Regions from separate parts of the Homo sapiens genome. Here region 2 is linked to region 1. Evidence: read pairs that join two places in POLR2A ChIA-PET (ENCODE). Cell type or tissue: endothelial cell of umbilical vein. All regions are shown on one strand. Links, peaks and the distances in the headings refer to the core of each region. The heading gives the core; the rest is flanking DNA. Region 1 overlaps FOXRED2 (FAD dependent oxidoreductase domain containing 2). Region 2 overlaps MYH9 (myosin heavy chain 9).

Evidence for each region. ChIA-PET counts read pairs that join two places held together with the same protein. Peaks named below come from ENCODE experiments on the same cell type or tissue, not always from the same donor. Only the 100,000 strongest peaks of a DNase experiment are listed, where the experiment ranks them.
Region 2: POLR2A ChIA-PET joins it to region 1 with 6 read pairs; 10 of 35 experiments call an interaction of 5 or more read pairs at or near these places.

Annotation. Positions count from the first base shown.
Region 1 is chr22:36,498,064-36,503,432 of GRCh38, reverse strand. It overlaps FOXRED2 (FAD dependent oxidoreductase domain containing 2), which reads left to right. Exons shown (of 9, transcript NM_001102371.2): 5 at 2,026-2,192; 6 at 5,277-5,369. Among named protein-coding and RNA genes, the nearest start is that of FOXRED2, 6.3 kb to the left of the region's middle. In endothelial cell of umbilical vein, for the core only: no CTCF peak of the experiment used is centred there; no DNase peak of the experiment used is centred there.
Region 2 is chr22:36,312,444-36,317,812 of GRCh38, reverse strand. MYH9 (myosin heavy chain 9) reads left to right here. Exons shown (of 41, transcript NM_002473.6): 12 at 1,144-1,296; 13 at 3,495-3,668. Among named protein-coding and RNA genes, the nearest start is that of MIR6819, 28 kb to the right of the region's middle. In endothelial cell of umbilical vein, for the core only: no CTCF peak of the experiment used is centred there; a DNase peak (open chromatin) is centred at 2,312; H3K27ac peaks cover 1,920 bases.

The DNA.
Region 1 (5,369 bases), core at 244-5,243:
GAGGCTGAGGTGGGAGAATTGCTGGAACCTGGGAAGCAGAAGTTGCAGTGAGCCGAGATCACACCACTGCACTCCAGCCTGGGTGACGAGACTCTTATCTCAAAAAAAAAAAAAAAGAAAGAAGAATGTGTGCAGAGGCCAGGTGCAGTGGCTCATGGTCTCACACCTATAATCCCAGCACTTTGGGAGGCCAAGGCAGGCATACTACTTCAGCTCAGGAGTTCAAGACTAGCCTGGACAACATGGTGAAACCCCACCTCTACAAAAAATACAAAAATTAGCCAGGTGTGTTGGCACATGCCTGTGGTCCCAGCTACTCAGGAGGCCAAGGTGGGAGGACTACTTGAGCCCAGGAGGTCGAGGCTGTGGTGAACTAAGATCATGCCTCTGCATTCCAGCCTGGGCAACAGAGTGAGACCCTGTCTCAAAAAAAAAAAGAGATGGCTGGTCACAGTAGCTCATGCTGTAATCCCAGCACTTTGGGAGGCTGAGGTGGGCGGATCACAAGGTTAGGAGTTCAAGACCAGCCTGACCAATGTAGCGAAACCCCGTCTCTACCAAAAATACAAAAAATTAGCCAGGCATGGTGGCACGTGCCGGTAATCCCAGCTACTCGGGAGGCTGAGGCAAGAGAATCGCCTGAACCTGGGAGGTGGAGGTTGCAGTGAGCCGAGATCGCGCCATTGTGGACTCCAGCCCAGGCGACAGTGCAAGATCTCCATCTCAAAAACAAAAAAAGAGAGAGGAGAGAAGGAAGGAGAGAGAGGGGAGAAAGAAAGGAAAGAAAGTGCTGGGAGCTAGGTGCAGTGATGAGTACCTAGCTACTCAGGAGGCTGAGGCAGGAGGATCACTGGAGCCCAGGAGGTCAAGGCTACAGTGTGCTATGATCATGCCTGTGAATAGCTGCTGCACTCCAACCTGGGCAACATAATGAGACCCTATCTCTTAAAATAAAGAAAGTACTTGGCATGTATTATGTGCTCAATAAAATGTTAGTTGCTTAAGTTATTTATCATTGTATTTTGAAGGGCTATTTTATGAAGCCTAGATTTTAAACATTGCTGCCGACTACCTCGGGAGGTTTGGTATCAAAGCAGCATCCAGTCTTTCACTTGTCTTCTGACCAGGGTGCAGAAAGACAAAGGAGAAGCTGGTGTGCCTGTCCAGACCCTCCTTTCCATCGGCCTCCCAAAGTGCTAGGATTACAGGCGTGAGCCACTGTGCCTGGCCTGACTTCATTGTTTGTTTGTTTGTTTGTTTGTTTGAGACAGAGTCTTACTCTGTTGCCCAGGCTGGAGTGCAATGGCATAATCTCGGCTCACTGCAACCTCTGCCTCCTAGGTTCAAGCGATTCTCCTGCCTCAGTCTCCTGAGTAGCTGAGATTACAGCCATTGCACCACCACCCCCAGCTAACTCTTTTTGTATTTTTTCATAGCGACAGGGTTTCACTGTGTTGGCCAGGCTGGTCTCGAACTCCTGACCTTGTGACTCGCCCGCCTCGGCCTACCAAAGTGCTGGGATTACAGGCGTGAGCCACCTCGCCTGGCCGACTTCATCTCTTAAATGGAGATGATAATACCCACCTCCTGGGGTCATGGTGAGGTTTAAATGAGACGAGAAATCTAAGGCACTCAGTGCCAGTAATAAGTGCCACTGTAATAAGTGCCTCCTGGCTGGGTGCAGTGGCTCGCGCTTGTAATCCCAGCACTTTGGGAGGCCAAGGCAGACAGATCACCTAAGGTCAGGACATCGAGACCAGGCTGGCTAACGTGGTGAAACCTGGTCTCTACTAAAAATACAAAAATTAGCTGGGCATGGTGGCAGGAGCCTATAATCCCAGCTACTCGGGAGGCTCAGGCAGGATAATAGTTTGAACCCAGGAGGCAGAGGTTGCAGTGAGCCGAGATCACGCCATTGTACTCTAACCTGGGCGACAAGAGCGAAACTCCATCTCAAAACTAACTAAATAAATAAGTGCCTCTTACATAGCAGCTATTTTCATGAACAGCCCTTTCCACTGACAGGTCCCTCAGACTTAACTCGGGAAATGCATTCGGCAAGAAGTACCCGCTGATTCGAGCTAGCTACGAATCCAAAGGAAGCCGGGGTCTGTTTATCCTGGGTACTGCCAGCCACTCGGTGGACTACCGGAAATCTGCTGGGGGCTTCATCCACGGATTCCGATACACAGGTGAGCCCAGCTGAGAAGGCAGAACTGTCCCCAGACGGAACCACTCTCAGCATCCCAGGGTTTATAAATCTACTCCTATGTCCAGAAGCATTAGGGGATTGCTTGTCAGTAGCTCATTGTCATAAATTGTCTTGGGGAAGTGACAACAGGTTTTTGTGGTCTGACGACATGTTTAGGAAAGTATCAGATAAAGTGTAAAAGTCCACGCCTGTAGTCCTAGCTACTTGGGAGGCTGAGGCAGGAGGATCCCTTGAGTCCAGGAAGTCAAGGTTGCAGTGAGCCATGATGATACCACTGCACTCCAGCCTGGGTGACAGAGCGAGACTTGGTCTCAAAAATAAAATAAAATTAAGTGTAGGCCAGGTGCAATGGCTCACGCCTGTAATCCTAGCACTTTGGGAGGCCAAGGCAGGTGGATTGCTTCAGGCCAGGAGTTCAAGACCAGCCTGGGCAACACGGCGAAACCCTGTCTCTACTAAAAATACAAAAATTAGCCAGGTGTGGTGGCGTGCGCCTGCAGTCCCAGCTACTCGGGAGGCTGAGGCAGGAGAATCACTTGAACCCAGGAGGTGGAGGTTGCGGTGAGCTGAGATCGCACCATTGCACTCCAGCCTGGGCAACAAGAGCAAAACTCCATCTCAAAAAAAAAAAAAAAAATGTAATTGGATTATATCAGTTCTTTTTCAAAACTCTCAGTACCAAGGGTATAAATTTTCTGCCAACTTGAGAATGTTTACAAAGAAAATACTAAAATATCTTTTAAAAACATAATTCTATTTATTGCACTAAAATAATCCCCAACCAAAAATTGATACTTGTGATTTTAGGAGTAAATGGGAAATAAAAAGGAAGTGAGAGAGATGAATTCACGCATGTTGGGTGACTTCAGTGGGCTGAGCACTGAACACACGACCCTGGCAGGGCCGCCAGCACCCCGAAAGGTGGGTGTGAAATCTCCATTTTCCTCAAGAGTGTAAAACTCTGAGGCTCAGAGTTTTGGTGATTTTCTCACCATTATGGGAATTAAACTCCAAGGCCCAGGAGCTTTCCTGAAAGACACTTTCTACAAAGGTCTTCTCTTCTTTCATAGAAAGCAAACTGGTGCCCTTTCTGTGGAGAGGAGTCTAAAATGTTAGATGTGGCCAGGCACGGTGGGTCACACCTGTCATCCCAGCACTTTGGTAGACTGAGGTGGGTGGATCACCTGAGGGCAGGAGTTCGAGACCAGCCTGGCCAGTATGGTGAAATCCCACCTCTACTTAAAATACAAAATTAGCCGGGCATGGTGGCGGGCGCCTGTAATCCCAACTACTCGGGATGCTGAGGCAAGAGAATCACTTGAACCTTGGAGGTGGAGGTTGCAGTGAGCCAAGCCCACACCATTGCACTCCAGCCTGGGCAAAAAGAGTGAAACTCTGTCTCAAAAATAAATAAATAAATAAAAATTAGATGTTCCTGCTCCTGTGGTTAACCTTCTGAGAAGGACAGGGTGTTGGTTGAAATTCACTCAGTGAGGCATACAGTATTCAGTTAGGTGGTTAGGTGAGTCTATTTGAAAGAATGGAGTCATAATCTTACAGCTGAGCTTTAAAAAATTAGTATTATTATTTTTTTTGAGACAGCGTCTCTTCCTGTTTCCCATGCTGGAGTACAATGGCGCCATCTCGGCTCACTGCAGCCTCGACTTCCCAGACTCAAGCCATCCTCCCACCTCAGCCTTCTGAGTGGCTGGGACTTCAGGCGTGCACCACCACACCCAGCTAATTTTGTTGTTTTTATTTTTGTGTGGTAGAGACAAGTTTTCGCCATGTTGCCCAGGCTGGTCTCAAACTCCCAAGCTCAAGCGATCCACCCACCTCAGCCTCCCAAAGTGTTGGGATTACAGGCATGAGCCACCATGCCTAGCCTGAGCATCAAAAATGTGAAAATGTAGGGAATTACGGGGAGTAATCTTTATATTCTGCCACTCAAAGACATTCAATATTTATATTTCTTTTTTCTTTTTAAAGACAGTAAGGCAGGCTGGGCGTAGTGGCTCATGCCTATAATCCCAGCATTTTGGGAGGCTGAGGCTGGCAGATCAGCTTAGGTCAGAAGTTCGAGACCAGCCTGACCAACATGGTGAAACCCCATCTCTACTAAAAATACAAAAATTAGCCAGGCTTGTAATCCCTACTACTTGGGAGGCTGAGGCAGGAGAATCACTTCAATCCAGGAAGCAGAGGTTGCAGTGAGCCAAGATCGTGCCACTGCGCTCCAGCCTGGGCATCAGAGTGAGACTCTGTCTCAAAAATCATAATACAAATGAAGACGGTAAGGTGGACTTTATTCCAGGTTAGAGGACTACAATAATAAGTGTAGGGACCACTGCAGAGGGGTCTTACAGTACGGGCAAAGGATTGGACTCAATTCTGGGAGTCGGTTCCTCCTGGAACCCAGGAGGCGGAGGTCGCGGTGAGCCGAGATCGCACCACTGCACTCCAGCCTGGGCAACAGAGCGAGACCCTGTCTCAAAAAAATAAAATAAAAAATATTTAAAAAAAGAACTTAGAGACAGATGGATTTAGGCTGTGAAAGAGAGGGCGAAATCAAAGATTTCTGTAGGCGCGTCTCTGATGGAAACAGAGCTGTGAAGGGGGGGAGGTTTCTGGGGAAGGCTCCGTGTTGGACTTGACGTTCCTTGTGTGAGGTGGGGCCGGTGGGACTCCCACGTGCAGATGGCCTGAAGCAGGGGCAGATGGACTCTGGCCTGGAGACCAACTCCAGCTGTGCTCACTCCTTTGCCTGTTGTCTTGGCCGCTTTTACACTAGGGGCAGAATTGAGCAGCATCACTGAGTCGTGTATGACCCACAAAGCAGAGAATATGGATTGTCTGGCCCTTTCCAGAAAATACCTGCTGGCCCTGCTCTAAAGGCAGCTGCCATCTCCTCCCCTCATGTGTTCACCACCTAGGCGTTTGCGCTGGGCCATGGAGACCAGTGTGTATGGCGTTCTCAGGGGTCAATGAGGCCTGGGCATCCCTCCCAGTGACCAGAGATAAAATGGTAAGTGCAGCGTGCCGTTCCTCCCTCTGGCTGTTCCAGTGCGTGCTGTTCACCGGCTCCTGGAGCACCGCCACCACAGCGTCACCTGGCCCGCCACTGAGCTCCCCATCACACAGCTGACCAGCTCCATCG
Region 2 (5,369 bases), core at 109-5,108, 190 kb after region 1:
CGGCTGTTTCTCTACCACCTGCTGCCTTGGGCTTGCCACGTGTGCTGAGAGACGAGCAGCAGCGCTTGCTCCTTCCTGCCAGACTGATGTGCCTGCCTGCCCCTGGAGTGGAGGTCCCGCCCAGTGCGGACCGCTTTCTGCCTCTCTCCGGGGTTTCTAGTTTCTTTTATGGTGCTGGCCATGGGGGTTTTTAGGGTGCCAAACCCATCTCTCAAAAATACTTGGAAGCTCATTTTGTTAGTCTTTCTCCCATTCACTGTACACTGACAGCTCACGGCTGTTTCTGTGCAGAAGCATTGCATGAAAGACAAGACTGTTGTTTTCAAAAGACATCGCGTATTATTCCTGCCACCTGTTCGTTTCCCTGACCATTAAGGAGAAACCTCCATTTTCTATTACAAAAATACTACATGACTCTTAATACAGAAAAATCGAGAGAAGGAAAACAATTCCCAGTGATGAATATCATTGGGCAGCTCTTTCCTACAAGACTTAAAAAAAAAAAAGAATTAAACTTAGTTCTCCTTCTGGCTTTTAATTACAGAGCTTTGCAAATGTGCAAAACAAAGAAGAGGGGAGAGTGTAAAGAGCCCCACGTGCCCATCACGTAGGCGGCTTCAGCAGTTACTAACTCACGGCGAGTCTTGGCTCATCGTTTGTCTTATCTCCCCCTGCCCCTCTGCCCACTGCCTTATTTTGATGAGATCGGGCGCGTTTAGGGTGGTATGGCCGTAGACTGCTGCCTTATTTTGATGAGATTGGGCGCGTTTAGGGTGGTATGGCCGTAGACTGCTGCCTTATTTTGATGAGATCGGGTGCATTTAGGGTGGTACGGCCGTAGACCACTGCCTTATTTTGAAGCATCACTTTTTCTGTAAATCCTTTAGTGTGTCCTCATTTTATTTCAAAAGATCTAAGTTTATTGTCCCCATATTGTTAGATATTAGGTTGTTTCTACTTTTCATCATTTTAAATAACACCACAGTGAACATATTTGTGTACGAAGATTTTTTTTTTTCCCCCACATACTTAGGGCTGTTCCTCTAGGGGGAGGACTCTAAAAGTGAAATTACTGGGGCATAGGGTATGAGGGTTTTCAGATCCTTTGTATCTGACACCACGCTCCCCGGGTGTGCCCCGCAGGCTGACTTTGCCATCGAGGCCTTGGCCAAGGCGACCTATGAGCGGATGTTCCGCTGGCTGGTGCTGCGCATCAACAAGGCTCTGGACAAGACCAAGAGGCAGGGCGCCTCCTTCATCGGGATCCTGGACATTGCCGGCTTCGAGATCTTTGATGTGAGCCTTGCCCTTCATTACCCACCCTGCTGCCTCCTTGGCCTGTTGGTTGCCTTATCCTTGGTTAAGAACCCTGCTTCTCATGGTCCTGCATCGATCTGAGTTGGCCATCTCCTTTGCATGAAGACTTTGGTTGGGTGTGGGGTTGTTTTTTTTTTTTTCTTTTTTAAAAGATAGGGTCTCGGCTGGGCACGGTAGCTCATGCCTGTAATCCCAGCACTTTGGGAGGCCAAGGCCGGCAGATTGCTTGAGGTCAGGAGTTTGAGACCAGCCTGACCAACATGGAGAAACCCCGTCTCTACTAAAAATACATTAGCCGGGCGTGGTGGCGCATGCCTGTAATCCCAGCTACTCAGGAGGCTGAGGCAGGAGAATTGCTTGAACCCGGGAGGCAGAGGTTGCAGTGAGCCGAGATCACGCCATTGCACTCCAGCCTGGGCAACAAGTGTGAAACTCTGTCTCAAAAAAAAAAAAAAAAAAAGTCAGGGTCTCGCTTTGTCACTCAGGCTGGAGTACAGAGGTGCAGTCATAGCTCACTGCAGCCTTTGCCTCCTGGGCTTAACTGATCCTCGCACCTCAGCCCCCTTAGTAGCTGGAACTATAGGCACGCACCACCACTCCCAGCTAATTTTTAAATTTTTTGTAGAGATGGGGCCTCAGGTGTGGCCCAGGCTCAGTTAGATGTGTTTTAAGCTAAACAGAAGGGCTCATTTTCAACCAGAAATGCTGGAGAAAATGAGACCTTTTGTTTGTTTGTTATTTTTTTTTTGAGGCAGGGTCTTGCTCTGTCACCCAGGCTGGAGTGCAGTGGTGTGAACATGGCTCACTGCAGCTTCGACCTCCCGGGCATAAGCCATTCTCCCACCTCAGCTTCCCGAGTAGCTGGTACTACAGGCATGTGGCATGACACCTGGCTAATTTTTGTATTTTTTGTACGGATGGGGTTTTGCCATGTTGTCCAGGCTGGGAGGATGGGACCTTTTAGGTCACATTCTTGGAGGCTTCCTGGGCAGGTGCTTCCTGTTTATTCTTCCAGCAAATATTCCCTGAGCATCGGGATAAGACATCTCCCTTGCCCATGACAACTTTGAGGTCTAGTAGGGAAACCGATACTTACAGTAGATTAGAGGTTCTTAACCTGGAGTCCACGGGAGGTTTGAGAGGAGCCATGAGCTGGGATGAGAAAATTACATCTTTATTTTTTACTAACCTCTCATTGAAATCATGTATTTTTTCCAGTTGCGAACTGAACAAACTATACAAACCACAGTTGTATTAGCAGTACTTGTGATCTGTCACCAATAGAAATCAGATGTTTTCGTGTTACATTCCGGTTGTTGCAGAGATCTGGTAGTGTCATTTATGCATCGCTACCTCAAAATTTTGGAAGTTATTAAGCCCATGGCTAGTTCTTGTTAATAAGGAAGCACAGAGGCCGGGTGCGGTGGCTCACTCCTGTAATCCCAGCACTTTGGAAGGCTGAGGCAAGAGAATCATTTGAAGTCAGGAGTTTGAGACCAGCCTGGGCAACAAAGCAAGGCCCCATCTCTTCAATAAAAAAATAGAAGGGCCTGGTGCAGTGGCTCACACCTGTAGTCCCAGCACTTCGAGAGGTTGAGGCAGAAGAATTGCTTGAGCTCAGGGGTTCAAGACCAGCCTGAGCAGCATGGTGAAACCCCATTTCTACAAAAAATACCAATATTAGCCATGTACCATAGTGTGTGCCTGGGGTCCCAGCTACTAGGGAGGCTAAGCTGGGAGGATCACTTGAGCCCAGGAAGCGGAGGCTGCAGTGAGCTGAGATTGCGCCATTGTACTCCAGCCTGGGTGACAGAATGAGACTCTGTCTCAAAAAATAAAAAATAAAAAAAAAAAACAATGTATTACTCGATCACAATATTTTGATGATTATATTTCAAAATAACTACTTTCTTTGTAATCTATTGGATGCAATTTAAAGCACTATTCTGAAAAGGCTTTACCAGACTGCCCGCGGTCACTGGCTCCAAAGAGTAAATGTTGCCCACTGCTGGGTGGATAAAGGGAAGGCCAGGAGCATCCGGGCTCTAAAGGCAGCGGCATGGAGGTGCCCAAGGAGGCCCTTCCTGTATCCCTGCCCCACCCTCCTTCTCAAGGGGTGTCTGGGCCTCTTTAGTGCAGGGTTGGCGTCTCTCTGACATTGTTTTCTCTCCTTGCAGCTGAACTCGTTTGAGCAGCTGTGCATCAATTACACCAATGAGAAGCTGCAGCAGCTCTTCAACCACACCATGTTCATCCTGGAGCAGGAGGAGTACCAGCGCGAGGGCATCGAGTGGAACTTCATCGACTTTGGCCTCGACCTGCAGCCCTGCATCGACCTCATTGAGAAGCCAGTGAGTACCAGGCTTGCTTTGACCTCACACCTGCCTCTGGCTTTTCCCTTCCGGGGCACCCGCTCCTCACCTCAGCTCTGTGTTGGTTGTGGAGGTGTCTTAACTCCCCTTCCTTTTGGTGCCACCCGGAGGATGAAGCCCCAAGGCTGAGATCCAGTGCCTGGGAGGCCTGGGTGGGTGCCTCCATTAGAGGAGATGCTCTGGGCTGCAGCTGTGGGCTGGGCTTTTCCCAGCTGCCGGACCAGGTGCATATGTGGCGGGGGCCCTAGCATCCTGTTTTCAGTCCCAGAAGACCACCCAGCATCCTCCTGAAGGCTGGGCTCGATAAGCATTTCTTTGTCTTAAAGAAACAGCCATGCATGGATGTAGTAAGGCCCTATCGCGGGCTGCTTTCACTGTAGCATGGAACAGTGCAGACCCTGGGCATTGAGTGCTCTGCCCAGGTGTACACGTACCAAAGCTCAGCTCATCCCCCCCATAAAACCAGCAAGCAGCAGTGCTTTTATCGCCAGCATTAGCTGTGTGAAGATGGAAAAGAGGAACCCTTTCCAATGAGTTCATACTTAAACCTCTTGCCAGGTAGAGGTTGGGTCGCCTGTTTGTGTTTTAGGCTTGTTGAGGGTATGATCTGTAATGAAGCCTGAGCTGTTCCTGTGTCTGGGTTTTCTTCTTTTTTTTTTTTTTTTTTTTTTTGAGACGGAGTCTCGCTCTGTCGCCCAGGCTGGAGTGCAGTGGCCTGATCTTGGCTCACTGCAAGCTCCGCCTTCCGGGTTCATGCCATTCTCCTGCCTCAGCCTCCTGAGTAGCTGGGACTACAGGCGCCCGCCACCACGCCCAGCTAATTTTTTTGTATTTTTAGTGGAGGCGGAGTTTCACCGTGGTCTCAATCTCCTGACCTCATGATTTGCCCTCCTCGGCCTCCCAAAGTACTGGGATTACAGGTGTGAGCCACCGCGCCTGGCCTGTCTCTGGGTTTTCTTTTGATTATGGTTAATTGATCAGAAGGCCTAGGACAAAGTTTTTTCAGTTTGAAAAAAATTTCCTTTTTTTTTTTGAGACAGATTTTTGTTCTTGTCGCCCAGGCTGGAGTGCAATGGCGTGCTCTCGGCTCACTGCAACCTTTGCCTCCCTGTTTGAAGCGATTCTCCTGCCTCAGCCTCCTGAGTGGCTGGGATTACAGGCTTATTTTTGTATTATTAGTAGAGACGGAGTTTCACCACGTTGGCCAGGCTGGTCTCGAGCTCCTGACCTTAGGTGATCCGCCCGCCTCGGCCTCCCAAAGTGCTGGGATTACAGGCGTGAGCCACCGCGCCTGGCCAAAAATTTACTTTTGTAATGAGCTTTTTTCTTTAATCAGTTGAATTTTCCAACTAATAGGAACCCACTGGGCTTCAAGTTTTGTCAGCCTCTCTGCAGTGTCCAAACCTGCTTTCTTGTCTTGTAAACTCAGTGTGCAGAAGGCTGCTGGGTCCCTGGGACTATCTTCCTCAAGGGGCTCCTCCTACATATCCCATCTCATCATAGACATGCAGACGCAAAGCATGTGGGTTGGCATCTCCCGTGGCAGGATCACAGGGTACTTGTTGAGGGCAGCCTCCTGGGCAGACCCCAGTGCACTGTGAAGTCAGACTCTGGCCCCGCGGGTCAGCGGATGTGCACTTTTCATCAGACCCACTGAGGGTTTCACTAATGCTGGAGAAC